Regions from separate parts of the Homo sapiens genome. Here region 2 is linked to region 1. The links are chromatin contacts, found by Hi-C in ENCODE. All regions are on one chromosome and are shown on one strand. Each heading gives the region's core, a stretch centred on a gene start or an enhancer-like site at or near the end of the contact. The rest is flanking DNA. Distances are from core to core; before and after follow the strand shown.

What was found. A loop is a pair of places that touch in the nucleus more often than their neighbours do. Pooled maps may share reads with other maps.
Region 2: a pooled map shows a loop between it and region 1 (2.6-fold over the local background). The contact joins the promoter of MZT2A here to the enhancer-like site in region 1. A Hi-C loop is called at or near these places in 3 of 168 maps with a recorded cell type or tissue (GM18951, HAP-1 and colonic mucosa) and 7 of 50 pooled maps.

Annotation. Positions count from the first base shown.
Region 1 is chr2:130,156,246-130,162,197 of GRCh38, reverse strand. SMPD4 (sphingomyelin phosphodiesterase 4) reads left to right here. Exons shown (of 20, transcript NM_017951.5): 11 at 926-1,012; 12 at 4,802-4,947; 13 at 5,523-5,613. Among named protein-coding and RNA genes, the nearest start is that of CCDC74B, 14 kb to the right of the region's middle. RefSeq lists enhancers at 1,185-1,814, 3,885-3,984. Within about 2 kb of position 4,702, at least 6 of the 41 ENCODE cell types and tissues checked have a DNase peak (open chromatin) inside an H3K27ac peak, as active enhancers do.
Region 2 is chr2:131,490,929-131,497,802 of GRCh38, reverse strand. MZT2A (mitotic spindle organizing protein 2A) reads left to right here and starts at 5,406. Exons shown (of 3, transcript NM_001085365.2): 1 at 5,406-5,596; 2 at 5,779-5,927. The coding sequence starts at 5,427. It overlaps MIR4784 (microRNA 4784), which reads left to right and starts at 6,567; the gene lies at 6,567-6,643. It also overlaps the pseudogene SMPD4BP. RefSeq lists silencers at 4,466-4,655, 5,176-5,685 and enhancers at 4,488-5,281, 5,282-6,075.

The DNA of each region.
Region 1 (5,952 bases), core at 3,453-5,952:
GCCTCTGGGTGTGTGTGGCTGTGGCCAGATCCTCAGGGGCTCCCGCCCTTGGGAACCCACTGTATCTGGAGGGTGGGAGTTTCTGGTGCGGTAGGAGAGGCTGCCTCCAGGAGTCAGAGCTGATGTGCACACCACCTTAGCTGACGTCCAGACTATGAGGGTGGAGGGCAGGGCCTGGTGGCCTGAGCCTGTGCTCCTCGTCTCTGTGCTACCCTTGGGGACCTGTCCTCGCCCTCAGTTCTCAGAGAGCCAGTCATGGAGGGGACATTGATTTGAGTTTTAGACACATAGGAATCAATCATGTCTTATACCAATTTGGTAAATTTCTTAAGACAACCCAGGGAAATCCAGTCAATTCCACATGTGTTTTCTGGGCAGAGTGCTCCTCCTGGAACATGCTCCGCTGGTTTCTTTTCTGAGCCTCAGGATCTTGAGGTCTTGGTGGCTGGCAGCATGTCCCAGTGAGGGCCCTGGGCTCTTGGAGGGCTCTGGTTTGCATTTGCCACACATAGTGTGACCTCAGTCACTGGGGAGAGTGGGTCCCGTCTTGAAGGGCAGTGAGTTGGGCCCTTCCAAGGAGCTAGAGAGGCCTTTAGGCCCCAGCAATACTGAGGGGCCACCCAGGTGACCTGGAGGCCCCTCTGCCCGGGCCTTCAAAGCGAGGAGAGTGTGGCCACAGCCCTGGCCTGGTTGTGGAGGGGGGTGCTGCGCTGGCCCGCGGCTGCTGGGACTGCAATTGTTTGGATTGTCACTGACCGTGCTTTGTTTTTGTTTTTTTCTCCTCACTCCTGGGCTCGTTCTCATTGCTTTCTTTCTCTCTCCGCTTCCCCCTCCCGTGTCTGGTCCTATCTCTCCCCTTCCCCACCCCATTCTCTTGTCCTCTGCTCTTCGGCCTCTTCCGGCATCTCTCTGTTTCTTATCTCAGCTGGAGGTTCTGCACTACCGACTCAGTGTCTCCAGCGCCCTCTACAGCCCCGCCCAACCCAGCCTCCAGGCCCTCCACGCCTACCAAGTACTGGCTCATTCGTTCCCTTCCTCCTGCCCAGAGTGCATGTCCATGCCTGGCAAAGCAAGGGGCCGCCGGGGCCGGCCGCTGGTGACTCAGAGGCTAGTTCCAAGCAGAACGAAGCCCCTGTGTCGGGGGGAGGCAGGGGTCAGCCTCCAGCCTGGCTTGGCCCCTGGCTTTGTAGACTAGTTTGGTTGGGGGTGGGGGTGGTGGCTTTGTGGCAGAACGAGGCATGTGGGCATGTGGCCCTGGCTGTCCAGGCTCCAGGCCAGTGGAGGTGTCACAAGCTCTCCAGTGTTGGAGGCCTCGTGCTTGGCCCTGGTTTGAAGAGCTGGAGTCCTCAGGCCTCAGCAGTGGCTGGGTTCACTGCACTCTGCAGGGTCTGGCGCTTAGGAAGGAGCTGAAGACGCAGAGGCCTGGGACTTACGGGTGGTGTGGGTTCTGCCTTGTTCAGAACTGTCACCCAGCCTGGAGGTGCTGTGACCCAGAGCTTGCGTGTGAGGCAGGGGGTGGGAAGGACCTGGGGCTTGACCCTATAGCCCACAGAAGCTGTCAGTCCTTGACAGCCCAGCCAGGACCCGGCCTTCACCTGGGGAGCCCTGGCCGCTCATACACACCTCCAGAGGCAGATTAGAGTGGGTGGTGACCTCATAGAGGTTGCAGCTGCCTAGGCAGAAATGACAAGTGTGTGGATGGATTTGAGGTCAGTGAAGCAGAGTTCAGACCTGTAGGGGACTTCAGGGATGACAGAGGAATCTGTGAGAGCCGGGGGAGACGGGCTGTGCTCACAGCCAGTGATCTGTCCCATTCACCTGGGAAAGAGCACACATGATTGAACAGGAATTTGAGCATAAGATGAGAAAATGTGTTGGCTCCTTAGCGCTGGTGGGCTGGGATGGTGGCCACAGCACACAGGGGCACCTCATTCCGCAGGAGCCACTGCAGAGGAGAGGAGGGACCTGAGGGCTTGCGCCAGGGAGGGAGGACAGTGGTCCAGAAAGCATCTGGCAAACCCCATGGTGGGAGGGTGACCAGCGAGACCCAGGTGGGGTGAGCTGAGGTGCTGTGAGTCTCAGCCCAGTGGGAAATGTGCGGCTTTGGGGACACATCCTTAAGAAGCAAGCAGGTGACTGTGGCCAGGGACTCCATGTGGGAACATGGCCCAGGAGGGGTGCAGAGCTGAGGGAGAAGTTTGGCTCAGCAAACCTATGGGAAAATAGCCTGAGAGGGTTCCATGTGACTGCCGGCGGCAGGGGCGGACAGTGGGCCCTCCAGACCCTTCGGAAGGACCAGGTGAGGTGGGTCAAGTGCACCAGCAGGGGAAAGCAGTTTTCCAGTTCACATGTGGAGGTCTTCCCCTCCCCTTAGCTGCAGGAAGGATGTTACGGCTCAGGATCCCAGGCCAGGATTGGAGGGAGGGCCTGGGCTGAGACTGGAGGAGGAGAAAGACCCTGGTCTAACTTCCCACCCCACTGGTGCCCTTCTAGTTGGGCAGTATAGGTACAGGTATTATGTCTCATACTTTTCTCCTTCTGTCTTTTTTTTTTTTTTTTTGAGATGGAGTCTCACTCCGTTGCCCAGGCTGGAATGCATTGACATGGTCTCGGCTCACTGCAATCTCCACCTCCCAGATTGAAGTGATTCTTCTGCCTCAGCCTCTTGAGTAGCTGGGATTACAGGCATGTGCCACCCACCCGGCTAATTTTTGTATTTTTAGTAGAGATGTAGTTTCACCATATTGGCCAGGCTGGTCTCAAACTCCTGACCTCAAGTGATCTGCCTGCCTTGGCCTCCCAAAGTGTTGGGATTATAGGCGTGAGCCACCGCACCTGGCCCTTTCTTCCAAAACAATGCAAATTCATTGCCCAAAGACTTAACAATACAGATAGAGAAAAATAGCCAGCCACGATGGCTCATGCTTGTAATCCCAGCACTTTGGGAGGTTGAGGCAGGCGGATTGCCTGAGCTCAGGAGTTTGAGACCAGCCTGGGCAACATGGCGAAACCCCTGTCTCTACAAATACAAAAATTAGCCTGGTGTGGTGGTGTGTGCGCCTGTGTTCCCAGCTACCCGGGAGGCTGAGATGGGAGGATCCCTTAAGCCCTGGAGGCAGAGGCTGCAGTGAGCCGAGACCACGACACTACAGCGCGGGTGACAGAGTGAGACCCTGTCTCAAAAAAAAGAAAATGCCTCCCACCCCATAGCTCCATCTTCAGACTCAGCCACTTATCTCTGGGGTGTGTCACTTGGACCTGTGGGGACAGTTTCCTGACGGGGAGACTTGAGTGGGTAGCGATATGGGCAGTGGCCCGTGCGGGGTCTACAGCATACCAGGATATACCTGGAGGCTGGGCCCTGCACCAGCCTCAGCAGCACAGATGTGTTACGGCCCAAAGGGCTAGGGGACAAGTGTGGAGAGGCGAGCATGTCCACTCAGACTCAGGGTCCTGCCCTCAGCACCCCTACTTCCCTGCCCTCGTCTACTCTCGATGCGCCCACCTGCCCTCCCAATGCTAAACAACCAGAGGAAGCCCATGGCCACCAAAAAGGCTTTCCTCTCCGGCTAGATCTCCAGGATCCTGCTTGTATGTTACAAATCAAAAGTTTGGCCTAGGCTGGACACAGTGGCTCACGCCTGTATTCCCTCTCTTTGGGAGACCTGAGGTCAGGCCAACATGGTGAAACCCCATCTCTATGAAAAATAAAAATTAGCTGGGCATGGTGGCACACACTTGTCGTCCCAGCTACTCAGGAGGCTGAGTCAGGAGAATTGCTTGAACCTGGAGGCGGAGGTTGCAGTGAGCCGAGATTGCGCCACTGTGCTCCAGCCTGGGCGACAGAGGGAGACGTTGTCTCAAGAAAAAAAAAAAAAGTTTGGCCTAATATGCTTGACTGTGCTTTTGTCTTGGGGTTTTCCTGACCACAGGTCCCTGGGCAACAGAGGAAGTGACGCCCGGGGCTTCTACTGGGCCGAGTTCTCATCTGGCTGTGTCCAGGATGAGGAGCAGGTGGGAGGAATTGGGGAGGAAAGTGAAGCCATGGGGTTCTTATTTTTGAACCAGGTCTTACTCTCACCCACGCTGGAGTGCAGTGGCACGATCCTAGCTCACTGCAGCCTCAAACTCCTGGGCTGAAGTGATCCTCCCACCCTAGCCTCCTGAGTCATTAGGACTATAGGTGTGCACCACCACACCCAGCTAACTTTTAAAAATTTTTTGTAGAGACAGGGTGTCCCTATGTTGTCTAGGCTAATCTCGAACTTCTTCTTAGCGATCTTTCCACCTTGGCCTCCCAAAGTGCTGGAATTACAGGTCTGAGGCACCACACCTGGGTTCCATGTGCTTTCTGCACACACTTGGGAGGCAGGTGGGAGACCCTGGATCCAGAGCTTGTGGGTGATGCTGGCTTTCTCCTGCCCTGGGGATCAAGACAGGCACCAGCGCCCAAGGGCACAGCCTGTGCCACCCGCTGCGGATTTGCAGCCGTGCAGAAGCAGGGCTGGGAGGCCCTCTGCAGATGTGTCTGTCTTAGTGAGGCCTCCCCAGGGCTGTGTGGGCGCTGGGCCAAGCACTTCCATACCACAAGCTGGTCACAGTTCAGACCAAGCAGTGCAAGGCACATCTGGGTGCCAGGCACAGTGGTGCCCCATGGGGTGGCCCCACTCCTGGCCTGGCTCATGCCTCCCGTGGGGGCAGCAGAGCAACTGGCTCAGGGCGGGATGTGGTCAGACCTGGAGGCGGAGTGCTATGGGTGCCACGCTCCTTCCCAGGCCCTCACCCCTCCTTCTCCACCCAGGAGTCGTTCACGCCTACTGAGGAGCATGTGTTGGTGGTGCGCCTGCTGCTGAAGCACCTGCACGCCTTTGCCAACAGCCTGAAGCCAGAGCAGGCCTCACCCTCCGCCCACTCCCACGCCACCAGCCCCCTGGAGGAGTTCAAACGGTGGGTGGCCCTTGCGGCTTCCCACCACTGCCGTCTCCCCCACTTTCCCCTCCTAAGGTGTCGCCCACAGCGACCTCTCCCCAGGGCATGGAGGGCAGGGTGAGGGGAGTCCCTTTCTGTTCACAGAGCACGTGAGGCCTCTCCAGGCCTAGGCAGGTGTCCTCTCACCCCGCCCAGTTGGCTCCCAGAGCCTCTCTCTCCAGACTGGCCAGAGAGGCCCCATTGTGCTGCCATCTCTTGCATCTCATATTCTTCAACCCTGTCAGAAGAGTTGGGGTGGCCCTGACTGCCAGGCCCACCAGGGCCAGCAGAGTGGGCTGTTTGTATGGGACGGAGGGTGAGGTGTGTGCAGGAGTTGTGCTGACTCGGCCGCCTGCGTGCTGTGTGTCCTTGGGATGTTCCCTAACCTCTCTGAACCTTGATTTCTTCCTCTGAAGAATGGGGCTGAACCTCCCGGAGGTGCCCAGTGCTCTCCCCCGGCGGAGCCAACCCTCACTGATGGGAGCCCTGGGGTCATCTGTGAGCAGGGCCTCCTTACTGGGCAAGCAGCAGGTGACCCTCCCCATCCCCTGCAGGGCTGCTGTCCCGAGGTTCGTCCAGCAGAAACTCTACCTCTTCTTGCAGCATTGCTTTGGCCACTGGCCCCTGGACGCATCGTTCAGAGCTGTGAGTGTTGGCCCCGTCACACGTGTGCCTGTGTCCTCTGTGTGCCTTGAGGTGGGAGGTCCTTTGGGGCAGATAAAGGAGGAGAGCAAGTGTTATCACAGAGGCCTTGGCAAGGAGGGGGTCTTGGAGGGCCACATTGTTCTTTCTGTTTGAGTTTCCAAAGCCAGCCCTCAGGAAAGCCCTGCCCTGTCCCACCTGTCTGGTGCAGGGCAGGTTCCTACCCTTACCTGACCAGGGAGTACTCTGCCCCCTGGGCTGGGAAAAGCCCACCCTGGCTTCTGGAGGGCCAGCAAGAGCCAAACCTCACAGGGCTGTGCATGTCTCTCCTGCGCCCTCTGG
Region 2 (6,874 bases), core at 4,157-6,656, 1.3 Mb before region 1:
TCTTGGGCTCAAGTAATCCTCCTGCCTCAGTCTCCTCAGTAGCTGGAACTCCAGGCATGAGCCACTGCACCCAGTTCTCAGCATCATGTTTAATACTTAAAGTGCAACCTAGCAGCCCCCCGCACAACAGTGTCTCCATTTTTCACTGATGACAGTTATGACTGATTATTAGAATGCTTCATATCTATTTAAGAATTTACAAGTTATGAACATTCTGATATACATCCTTCTCACTTGCTCCTCCTCCTCATACCCTTGGGAAGTAGAGAAAATAGAATTTGAATGAACTTGTCTTGCATGAGAAAACCCAGAGCCCAGAGGTTGAGTAACCCCAAGGTCCTGTAGTAATAACGAGGCACAGTCAAGTTAAGGAGTCTGCCATTGTTTCCATCACATGCCCCTAAAAAACAACCACTACAGAGTTCTTCAAGTCAATGGGAAGAACACTCAAGTCCCACAGCTACAGAACTATGACCACAATGACACTCATGCAAGCAGTTGATATTTACCAGTAGAAAGCTGGGCTGCTGCAGGTGAGGGAACGCCATAGCAGCCTCCAATGGAGAGTTGAAAATGGCCTTCTTAGCAAACCACTGTGGAAAAACAAAGACAAAATCTCAACATCTGCAACACAGCAGAATCTTTTTATATTTTTCTTTAGAGACAGGGTCTCGTTCTGTTGCCCAGGCTGGCATGCGGCAGCACGATCATAGCTCACTGCAACCTCAAACTCCTGGGTTCAAGCAATCCTCCCACCTCAGTCTCCTGAGTACAGGCACATGCCACTATGCCTGGCTAATTTTCCTTTTTTTTTAGAGACAAGGTCTTGCTATGTTGCCCAGGCTAGTTTGTCAGGCTGTGATGCCCAGGATCCTGGCCTCCACTGATCTTCCTGCCTTGGCCTCCTAAGTGTTGGGGTTACAGGTGTGAGCCACTGCACCTGGCCCTAACAAAATATTACATAGTTTCACAATGCCCAGGAGAATATCACACATTACATTACCAATTTGCAACACACATTATATTGCCAATTCTCATGTCTTACTTATTGATTAGAGACAGGCTCTTGCTTGCTCACTCAGGCTGCAGTACAGTGGTGCGATCATAGCTCATTGCAACCTCAAACTCCTGAGCTCAAGTGATCCTCCTGCATCAGCCTCCCAACTAGCGGGAACTACAGGCAAACATCAACAAGCCCAGCTAATTTTTGTACTTTTTGTAAAGATGGGGGTTTCATCATGTTGCTCAGACTGCTCTTGAACTCCCAGACTCAAGCGATCTATCCGCCTCAGCCTCCCAAAATGTGGGATTACAGGCGTGAGCCACCACGCCCGGCCAGCAATTCCCATCTTTTATACAAATGCTGTTCTCAACTGGGCACGGTGGCTTCCGCCTGTAATCCCAGTAGTTTGGGAGGCTGAGGCAGGAGGATCACCTGAGGTCAGGAGTTCAAGACCAGCCTGGCCAACATGGTAAAACCCCGTCTCTACCAAAATACAAAAATTAGCCGGACATGATGGTGGGTGCCTATAATCCCAGCTACTCAGGAGGCTGAGACCCGAGAATCACTTGAACCCAGGAGAAGGTGGTTGCAGTGAGCTGAGATCACGCCACTACACTCCAGCCTAGAAGGCTGAGCAAGACTCTGTCTCAAAAAAAAAAAAGAAACACTGTTCTCCTGCAGCCCATAGTGGCCAGCTTCAGAGCCAAGTTTGTGGTACTGAATCCCTGGTAATGCTTGTACAGCATTTGTTATATACCAGGACTCACTCTAAATGCTCTCTATATATCTCCTCATTTAATCCTCAGTGGTAGGCAGAATTCTAAAGATAGCAGCCCGAGATTCCCGACCCCTGTTTGTTCAATCAAATACTCATCTAGGTACTGCTGTGATGGCATTTTGCACATCCAATTAGAGTCCTAAGTTAGGGGACCTTAAGTTACAGAGTAGTCCCCAGCTGACAGCCAGCAAGGAAACAAAGACCTTAGTTCTACAACTCCAAGGAACTGGATTCTGCCAGCAACCTAAATAAACCTGGAAGCAGCTTCTTCCCTGGAGTTTTCAGATAAGAGCAAAGCTGCCAACACCTTGGTTTTAATCTTGTAATGCACAGCTGAGCTTGCCTGGACTTCTGCACACATAACTATGAGATAATAAATGGGTGCTGGTTTAAACTGCTAAGTTTGTCATACAAGAATAGAAAAACCAACCTCACAACAACCCGATGGGTACAGATGTACTATGACTGCAAGTCAGTACAGATGATGAAGGAGAGGCAGAAATGGGATAACTCACTTACCCCCACCCAGCTAGTAAGTGGCAGAACCAAGATTCCAATACAAAGACCGCCTCACAAAACTGAGACAGGGGCAAATCCCCTCCATATTACCCGTGCACTATGCAATGAACGGAGGGGAAGAGCAAGCTCTGCCAAGGGAGCCTTTGAATAAGCCATCAGAAAACTAGGATCAAAGGCCGGGCGCCATGGCTCACACCTGTAATCCCAGCACTTTGGGAGGCCACGGTGGGCAGATCACTTGAGGCCAGGAGTTCGAGACCAGTGTAGCCAACAAGGCAAAACCCCATCTCTACTAAAAATACAAAAATTAGCTGGGTGTGGTGGCGGGCACCTGTAGTCCCAGCGACTCGGGAGGCTGAGGCATGAGAAATGCTTGAGCCCAGGAGGTGGAGGTTGCAGTGAGCAAAGATCACACCATTGCACTCCAGCCGGGGTGACAGAGGGAAACTCTGTCTCAAAAAATGGAAGAAAAAAAGGAAAGAAAACTAAGATCAGCTTTCCAGATTCCTACCTCTCAGCTCACCCAGGTCAAAAATAAAAAATGCTCAGACCTAGACTTCACAGACAGGAAGTCTGCCAAGTCCCACTGGTGGCCTAGTTACAGTTTTCCTGGCCCAGCTCTGCCCACTGCACAAGTAACGGCACTGGGGTGGCACCTGGCAGTCTGTGGAGGAAGAGAGGCTGGGTGTAAAGAGGCCATGTAGGCAGTTGTAGAGTGAGAGGAGACAGGAATCTCTGCCTCTCTGCCACTTGGCAATAGGAACATCTCCCAAGTTTTTTCAATTTTTTTTTTTTTTTTTTTTGAGACGGAGTCTCACTCTGTCGCCCAGGCTGGAGTCCAGTGGTGCTATCTTGGCTCACTGCAAGCTCCGCTTGGGTTCACGCCATTCTCCTGCCTCAGCCTCCCGAGTAGCTGGGACTACAGGCGCCGGCCACCACGCCCGGCTAATTGTCTTTTGTATTTACTTAGTAGAGTGGGTTTCACATGTTAGCCAGGATGGTCTAGATATCCTGACTTCGTGATAAGCCCGCCTCAGCCTCCCAAAGTGCTGGGATTACAGGCGTGAGCCACCGCGCCCGGCCAGCTTTCTCTTTTCCTTTTTTTTTTTTGAGACGGAGTCTCGCTCTGCGCTCTGTCGCACAGGCTGGAGTGCAGTGGCGCCATCTCAGCTCACTGCAACCTCCGCCTCCCGGGTGCAAGCAATTCTCTGCCTCAGCCTCCCAAGTGGCTGGGATTACACGCGCCCGCTACCACGCCCGGCTAATTTTTGTATTTTCTACTAGAGACGAGGTTTCACCATCTTGGCCAAGCTGGTCTTGAACTCGTGACCTCGTGATCCACCCGCCTGGGCCTCCCAAAGTGCTGGGATTACAGGCGTGAGCCACCGCGCCCGGCCTCAATTCTTAACCTAGCTATCAATTGCAGTGTTAAAGAAAAACGCCTCAGTCCTAATGCACTTGGTCAAGAAAACACTGCACTACTGCAAAATGATCAAAGCAGCATTAAACTGTGGACTGCTGGATAAGTGCGGAGCTCTAGAGATGATGAAGGGGAGAGCATCTCTGCTCAGTAAAAGCTTTCATGGGCAGCGACTGAAAGAATGAGGCCCAGAGGAATTTCTAGGAACTTTCCAAGAGAGGAAATTCAAACCCGAGAACTCCCAAGAGGTGTCTCCCACACCCCTGTTCTCTGACCCTGCCATGGCCACCCTCCCCCGTCACAGGTCTCTGCGTGCCATGCACCTAGAGTCCACTTCGTCGCGACTCTCCAACACCTATTTTCTCCAGGAGCTGCTTCGGACCCGTTTGTTTTTTTTGTTTCGTTTTGTTTTGTTTTTCTGACAGCGACAGCCCTTGGGCAACGCTAATCATTCCAAGCAAATTCTGTCATGCCAAGACCTCCCTTAACAGCACGCGCCCACTTGTTTCCAACTCTCCTGCGAATTGGGCTTCGGGAGCCTCCGAAACCAAGGCTCGGAGATGTGGAGCGCACAGGGGAAGGGTCGAGCTGGGACCCACACCCGGCTCTTCCTCCCACACCGCCTGTTGAGCCCAAGGCTCAATTTCAACACAAAGCTCTCCTTCCCTCAATTCCTTCAACGACGGGTAACCTTCAACGAACACCTACCGGACCAGAACAGAGTGTACGAGCGGCGCGGGAAGGTGGCACAAAGGCATGGCCCAGAGGAGTGGCAGGAAGACTCAGCCGGGGCCCTCCACTCCCCAGCCTGCCCGGCCTGGGCAGAGCCGCCGGGCCGCCCGAGTCCTGGGGCTCGCGGAGGAACGGAGATGGCCTCCGCAGGGGCTCGCGGAAGCCCCCAGGGCGTCGGACCGTCTCACGCGCGCGTCCCGCGCCACTCACCTGTGGGACCCATAGCGTCGCCCGCTTCAGAGGTGGAAGCCGCCATTCCGCCACCGCGCCAAAACGTCGTCATCAAGCTGCGCGCAGAGCCACGCCCCGCGGCCGGGCGGGAAAAGCGCTTCTACCTCTTTGGGCCGTTACCTCAAAAGGTACGTGCGCAAAGCGAAGAAGGCCGGCCGGCCGGCCAGGGAGGGGAAATGGCGAGGCAGGAGTGCGGGGGGAGGGAGTGGTCCTTAGCTGAATGCGCCTGCGTTGTGGCGGCCTCTGGCGCCCCAAGGTAGGGCTCACGCACTTTCTCCCTAGCAAGGAATGCGCGTGCGCGTAAGCAGGGTTGTTGATTAGTGCCCCCCACCCCCCCCGAAGAGCGACCCCTAGTGGTGCACCGGTGCGGACCAGAAAATTGCACGCTTTCTTGAAACAGGTATTGACTGAGCGCCCAATGTATGCCTGGCACTGGGCTGGGTGCTGCCACCTAAGCGAGCACGACCAATGCAAGTCTATCAGGGACGCCCTGACCGCCAAGCAGCTGGCCCCTGCAGTCCGCCATGCCACTCCCGACGCCTAGCGCGCCGCTCAGCACACCGTGAGCGCCCACTAACTGTTGGGCTCCAATGACGCCGAGGAGGCGGCCCCGTCCCCGCGCTCCCGCCGCTCCCGCCAGGGCAGCCCGGGAGGCCAGACGCTGGCGCTGCAGGGAGAGGGCGGTGGGCGCATCCGCTAGGGGGCGCGGCGGGGCGGGGCGCACCTTTCGGCGGGCCTCGCGGATGGCGGCGCAGGGCGTAGGGCCTGGGCCGGGGTCGGCGGCGCCCCCGGGGCTGGAGGCGGCCCGGCAGAAGCTGGCGCTGCGGCGCAAGAAGGTGCTGAGCACCGAGGAGATGGAGCTGTACGAGCTGGCTCAGGCGGCGGGCGGCGGTATCGACCCCGACGTGTTCAAGTGAGCGGGGCGGGTGGGGGCCGCATGCTCGCCAGACACCCCCGACCTCTGCTCTCCGGGTACGCCCGGCCCGCTGGTCGGGAGGAGCCCCCGCTGCCCCCGCCCCCGTCCTTGTCCGGTCTTCAGGGAGGTGGCCGCGCCGGGCGGAGAGGGCTCACCGGCCCCGCGTCTGTCCCCGCCAGGATCCTGGTGGACCTGCTGAAGCTGAACGTGGCCCCCCTCGCCGTCTTCCAGATGCTCAAGTCCATGTGTGCCGGGCAGAGGCTAGCGAGCGAGCCCCAGGACCCTGCGGCCGTGTCTCTGCCCACGTCGAGCGTGCCCGAGACCCGAGGTCAGAGCTGGGCCCGCTGTCCCTGCCCCAGTGGCGGGGGTGGCGGGCGGGGAGGGGGCAGGCGCGGCACAGCGGCGGCGTGGCCCTGAGTGGCCAGGCCTGTCTGTCGGTCGGTCTAGGCCCAGCACCTGCAGGGCCCATCCGTGGGCTCTGCTCCTGGGCTTCGCTGCCAGCCTTAGGAGGCACGTCCAGGTCAGGTGGACGCAGAGTGCGTGCCCCAGGGTGGTCCAGGCTGGGTAGGGCTCCTCCGCTTAGCTCCTCCCCACCTCTTCACTCAGGCCTTCATCCTACAAAGTCGGGAATCAAGACGGTTTGGGGCTGGGCGCCGTGGCTCACGCCTATAATCTTTGGGACCCCACGGCGGGAGGATCCTTTGAGGCCATGAGTTTGAGACCAGTCTGGGTGACAGGGTGAGATCCTGTCTCTAAATGTTTTTCAAAAGACAGTCTCGATCTCTGTCCTGTGGTATACAGCATCCAGGGAAGTGCCCAGGGAGCAGGGCAGGCAGACGTCTTCCTGCCTTTACCCCACCTGGGCCCAGTTCCTGCCTCTGATGATTGCAGGAAGAGAGTTAGACGCGGAACTCCCAGGGTGCAGAGGCCTGCGGGGTCTGAAGGGCCTCCTCCCTCTCCAGTGTGGTGACTGGGCTGAGGAGATGCTGGGACTGAGAGTGTCATGGTGGAGCCTCCGTCCCTGCTCATCCTCTCCGCATGTTGCTTCTGCTCCCGATGGCTCTCTCTGAAATGCAGCACAACCTCCCAGGCCAATGGAAGGAGGCCCAGAGCTGGCTCCCTGCCTGGAAGCAGGAGGAGACCCTCACAGGCATCATGAGAAGGCGTGGAAAGCAGGCTGCCTTCATGGGGGAAGTGCCAGGGCCTGGGCACCCACGCCCGCTGACCCAAGAGGGCCCGGGCACCTGCGTGCTGGCCTCTTCACTGACCCTCGCT